2 separate regions of the Homo sapiens genome follow, and region 1 is linked to region 2. A link is an interaction called in ENCODE POLR2A ChIA-PET data of the cell type or tissue named here. Cell type or tissue: Panc1. All regions are shown on one strand. Links, peaks and the distances in the headings refer to the core of each region. The heading gives the core; the rest is flanking DNA.

Evidence for each region. ChIA-PET counts read pairs that join two places held together with the same protein. Peaks named below come from ENCODE experiments on the same cell type or tissue, not always from the same donor. Only the 100,000 strongest peaks of a DNase experiment are listed, where the experiment ranks them.
Region 1: POLR2A ChIA-PET joins it to region 2 with 12 read pairs; 4 of 35 experiments call an interaction of 5 or more read pairs at or near these places.

The regions. Positions count from the first base shown.
Region 1 is chr3:53,647,800-53,650,714 of GRCh38, forward strand. All of the region lies in intron 3 of CACNA1D (calcium voltage-gated channel subunit alpha1 D), which reads left to right. Among named protein-coding and RNA genes, the nearest start is that of CACNA1D, 150 kb to the left of the region's middle. In Panc1, for the core only: no CTCF peak of the experiment used is centred there; no DNase peak of the experiment used is centred there.
Region 2 is chr3:53,389,208-53,392,122 of GRCh38, forward strand. No RefSeq gene overlaps it. Among named protein-coding and RNA genes, the nearest start is that of DCP1A, 43 kb to the left of the region's middle. In Panc1, for the core only: no CTCF peak of the experiment used is centred there; no DNase peak of the experiment used is centred there.

The sequences.
Region 1 (2,915 bases), core at 135-2,634, 260 kb after region 2:
AACTGGTCTGCCTGCTCTCCAGGCTGTGATTGTTCAGTTGGCATCATGGTAGAATCTCTGTAATAAAGAATTGCATTAAAGGAAGTTTGTATTTCTTATGAAGAATCCCATCAAATAATTCACTAAGGATTTTGGAAAGAGAAACCAAATTCTTTAAAAAGCAGGGAGAGGGCAAAGGAGAAGGAAAAAGAACGTTAAACAGTTCATTTATACTAATGGCCCTTGTGTTATTGTGGCAAAATTTCTTCTAAATAAAAGTCAGAGAGGAAAAACAAGCTTTGTTTGGGAGGTGTACTGTCTGTTCTCTGCCTTGTTTTTCTGCTCTGAAGTATAGTGTGCTGTCTTGACGTAGGTATGTAACTGCTATGAATATTGATGGCAGCAAAAGCTTTTTTTTTTCTCTCTGGCCTAGTAAATAAAGCAGCAAGGATAAAAAGGGATGAATTGTAAAATCAGTGTGCTGTTTTTAGCTTCTCTGGTTCCCTTAGAACTCTTAAGTCTCAAACATATTGACAATCTGCCTTTGGTGGTCAGGGTCTGATGTGAGCACTGTGGGTTGGCATTTTCAGGGATTTTTGCCTCTGGTTGAAGTAACAGAGTTCCTTTTTCTTTGAGCTTTCAGAGTTAATGTTATGGCTTCATTGAGGCCTTCCTGTATCTTTCCCTCTATCCAGTGGCAATGCTGGTCCCTGCTCCTCAGAATACCGCAGTGGCCTGAGTGTGTGATCGTTCCTCCAGCAGCCACGCCTCGCATGCCTCCCGAGCAAGCACTCCTCTGGGGGATATGGCAGGGAATGGGGCAACGGGGAATCTGGACAGTAAGCAAGGAAGGGCATCCTCGTAGCTCTGAGCGTGGCATTTCATGTAGCTGTATGAAGGGCATGGGGGAAGAAGGCATGGGGGCATGGGATGAGCCTGGCTAAGAACAGGACTGGTCTGAAGTCTAGAGGGGGCATGAGTATAGAGGTTGGAGATGAGCTAGGCTTTCTAAATTAAATTATAAACACACTGATGCTGGCTAACTCTCAAAACACACACACACACACACACACACACACACACAATTCGTTCACTAGACTGTTATAATGGTGTTCTGAGGAGCAAAGGGAGCTTTGGAGGGCAAGTGTTTAGAAATGACAGGAACCACAACAGCCCTGTCCTTGGAAGGAAGCCCTGTTATATGACCAGTGAAGAGTGGAGAATGGGGGCAAAGACTGGGATGCATGGCCATGGCTGCATGGTGGTCAAGAGGGAGGATACCTGTGGCACGACAAAGGGATGTTCTGCCTGGCACGGCCGGTGACAGAGGGGAAGCGATTCTGGCAGCAGACAGCCGGAGCCCAGGGGCAGCACAGGCAAGGCTTCCATTTAAATGCACAAGGGTGTTGGGGATACTGCAAGCAAACATTTAATAGGTGACGGTTCCTCAAAGGGTCAGGCTTATGGGAATCATCCTAAAATTTGTGTTTTTAAAAATGTTTCTGAATATAAAGTGTTCTCTTCAGAAACATAAAATTTATTTTCAAATACACATTTGCCTATTGCATAAAAATATATAATAGTGATAATATATAGCAAAGTGCTTTTTTTCCCCCTGGAATCCGTTGTGAAAAGGCAGGGGTGGCCTGATGGGAGGGCTGAAGATAGAGAATCGCTCTTGTCAGTTACTACTTTTGTGACTCTTGAGAAATTCTCTGTGTGTACATTCAAAACTTCCCCCTCCACACACCTCCCCCCCACACCAACAGACTAAATGACAGGTACCATAGTGGGGACATTTTTCTGGCTCCTGGTACAGTGCCTGTCATTTAGAAGTGGTGTTCACGTGTTTCCTGAGCCTATTTTATTTTGACCTCTTGCCCTAGGCATTTTAATGAGTGAATTTCATGACCTCCATTTCTCTAAGGTATTGGTAACTTTTCGGGTCCCACTGATATTAGTATAGGACTCTATAGTTCATATTGGAAAGTTACAGTTGCTGATGATACTTTGTTATTTAAGTAGCTTCATGCCGAGGAATGCCTCTTGCAAAGTTAATTACACACATCTCTGTTGGTCCATGTTTCTATTGAAACTGAAGCTGTATAAAGAAAACATTTGTAAAAGAGGAAGGAGTCAAAGTTTTTAGACTTGCTGATTGGTATGTTTTCCACAGCTCATGGAGTTGCATGGGTTGGAACTGGAAAGGTTCTACGAGTCATTTAGCCCGTGAGCAGCACCTGTGAGGTCTGTGGCAGTCAGATGGGCATGGCTGCTGGGATGGATACTAGAGGAAAGGTCAGAGGCTCTGCCTAGGTTTCCTGGGAAAGTGCATGATGACCTGTCACAAGTTCAGCCGGGAGAGGCGGCATGCCAATAAGCAGGCAGGGTGTTTGCCATCCTGAATTTACTTCCCTTATTGTGTGGATGCAAAAACTTATATCCAGAGGAGGAGAAGGACTTGTCCAAGGTTACCTTGCTACTCAGTGACAAAGCTGACTGTGACTTCGAACTCAGACATAAACCCAAGAGGAAGAGAGGGTCAAAACAGATGCATCTTCATTTTTTCCAGAGGATGAATTTCTTCTGTTCAAAGACACCATTGGAATCTTTGTTGTACCCTTGTGCTTTTCTGGGCCTGATTTGGCAACCTCAGGAGGAAAGCATGCTGCGTTTTGCAAATGTGTGCAAATAACAAACATGCCTGTTATGTCCTAGGCAGACTCATCACACGCATTGGGGCAGTTGGCAAAATGCAGTCATGCAGCCTGGAACGAAAAGTGTTGCACACGTAGTTGCTTATGAGAAATTCAGTGTTAGAATGTAAATGCCTTCCTGGCCCAGGGGCAGTGTAATTGTTCCATTTCTCATAATGAAACTTTGTTTGGAGGGAAATGCTTATATGTCTAAGGTGTTGATTCTAATCTCTGTTCCTT
Region 2 (2,915 bases), core at 242-2,741:
GCCTGAGCAACAGAGCCAGACCCTGTCTCAAAAAGAAAAAAAAAAAAAAAAGAAAGAAAGAAAAAGAAAAAAATACTTTCCTGAAATATTTCCGGAGGTATTTTGAAATACAGATTGAAAAAGCACACCATGTACCTAAACATATTGACCCAGGGCTATTCTAGAAAATATTCTAGGACATGTTCTAGAAAAATTATTGGACTTTAAAGGAAAATAAACATTTCTTTTCTTTAGCAATATTATTTGGCTTTCAAAAAATTTCTATAAGCATTTAGACACAAATAGCATGTGACTTATGAAGAAAAGAAAATTAGATTATTATCAGACTTTTTGACAGAATAGCTTTGTGCCAAAATAAAATGGGGTAACATACTTAAGATACCCAAGGATATCAAGTGTGAGGGAAAGACCTTCTATCCAGTGAGATTGACACAAACTGTGATCAACATGCAAGAACTCAGGAACTCTTGTTCTCATGGGCTTTTATTAAAGCATCTACTCTAGATCAAGGCCACCAAAACAATTAGAGAAACATTGACACAAGAACTGGTGGTGAGCATGAAATACATGGGTGCTTATAGAACTAAGACTAAATGAGAGTTAAAAGAGGAAATTATTATATGTAAAGGTTTTACAGCCTGTCCAGATAGATCTACCATGACCATTAAAAAGGGGGAGAGAATGAAGTTAGCCTGAGAAAAATATTTTTAAACTGTTTAGTCACAATATATGGTGGTAATATTGTTATTGTTATTCTGAAATTGCCATACAATCCTTATAGGTTAGCACAAATGATGGGATATTCCAATCCTGTCATCCTCTGGGTCCTTGAGAACCAGGATTCTTGGTATGAAAGTGCCTAGTAACAATGGGAAAGCAGCCATAGTGCCTAGATTATGGTCTTGAAATACCGTGTTCTGCTAAAGCAAACCTGGGCTGCTTGGAGAAATGGCTAATTCCAAATCTGGAATAGGAAATGTAGGAGATGAACTGGAATATCTTGACCTACCACACAGTAGAGAAGTTATCAAAGACTACTAGAGTCATGGGCAGAAGATTCTTAAAATTATTTTGAAGAGAGAGGGTCTCCCTATGTTGCCCAGGCTGATCTCAAACTCTTGGGCTCAAGTGATGTTCCCACCTTGGCCTCCCAAAGTGCTGGGACTACAGGTGTGAGCTCTGCATCTGGCCTTTCAGGGGCCATTTTGAAGAGCCTTCCACAGGTTAAAAAGGAAACAATTTCTGCCCTAATGAGGATAATGTTTAAATATTTGTAAATCCATGAGTTTATAATAATCTTTGTTTTATTATATTATTATTTTTATTTTTTTTTATTTATTTTTTTTGAGATGGAGTTTGCTCTTGTTTCCCTGGCTGGAGTGCAATGGCATGACCTTGGCTCATTGCAACCTCTGCTTCCTGGGTTCAAGCGATTCTCCTGCCTCAGCTTCCTGAGTAGCTGGGATAACAGGCATGAGCTACCACACATGGCTAATTTTATATTTTTAGTAGAGATGGAGTTTCACCATGTTGTCCAGGCTGGTCTTGAACTCCTGACCTCAGGTGATCCACCCACCTTGGCCTCCTAAAGTGCTGGGATTACAGGCATGAGCCAGCGTGCCTGGCCTATTTTTTATTTTTCTATTGCCCAGGCTGGAGTGCAACCTCTGCCTCCCAGGTCCAAGCGATTCTCCTGCCTCAACCACCCAAGTAGCTGGGATTACAGGCGTGTGCCACCATGCTTGGCTAATTTTTGTATTCTTAATACAAAATTGTATTATTTTTGTATTATTAGTGGAGAGTTAAGTTTCACCATGTTGGCCAGGCTGGCCTCGAACTCCTAGCCTCAAGTGATCTGCCTGTCTTGTCCTTCCAAAGTGTTGGGATTACAGGCGTGAGCCACCTTGTCCGGCCGGTAATAATCTTTAAAAAGAAAATGAATTGGATCGTTCCAAGATGGCCGAATAGGAACAGCTCCAGTCTGCAGCTCCCAGCGTGTTCCACACAGAAGTCTTATGATTTCTGCATTTCCAACTGAGGTACCTGGTTCATCTCACCGGGACTGGTTGCACAGTGGGTGCAGCCCACAGAGGATGAGCTGAAACAGGGTGGGATGTCGCCTCACCCAGGAAGAGCAAGGGGTCGGGGGATTTCCTTTTCTTAGGGAAGGAAGCTGTGACAGACCTGGAAAATCAGGACACTCTCTCCTTAATACGGCGCTTTTCCAATGGTCTTAGGAAACGGCACACCAGGAGATTATATCCCTCACCTGGCTCGGCAGGTCCCACGCCCACAGAGCCTTGCTCACTGCTAGTTCAGCAGTCCAAGATTGAACTGCCAGGCGGCAGCCTGGTCTGGGGGAGGGGCGTCCACCATTGCTGAGACTTGAGTAGGTAAACAAAGCCGCCTAGAAGCTCGAACTGGGTGGAGCCCACCACAGCTCAGGAAGGCCTACCTGCCTCTGTAGACTCCACCTCTGGGGGCAGGGCATAGCTGAACAAAAGGCAGCAGAAACTTCTGCAGACTTAAATGTCTCTGTCTGACAGCTCTGAAGAGAGCAGTGTTTCTCCCAGCATGGAGTTTGAGCTCTGAGAATGGACAGACTGCCTCCTCAAGTGGGTCCCTGACCCTCGTGTAGCCTAACTGGGAGACACCGGCCAGTAGGGACTGACTGATACCTCATACAGCCAGGTACCCCTCTGAGACAAAGCTTCCAGAGGAAGGATCAGGCAGCAATATTTGCTGTTCTGCAGCCTCCACTGGTGATACCCAGGCAAACAGGGCCTGGAGTGGACCTCCAACAGACTCCAACAGACCTGCAGCGGAGGGTCCTGACTGTTAGATGGGAAACTAACAGACAGAAAAGAATAGCATCAACATCAACAAAAAGGACATCCACACCAAAACCCCATCTG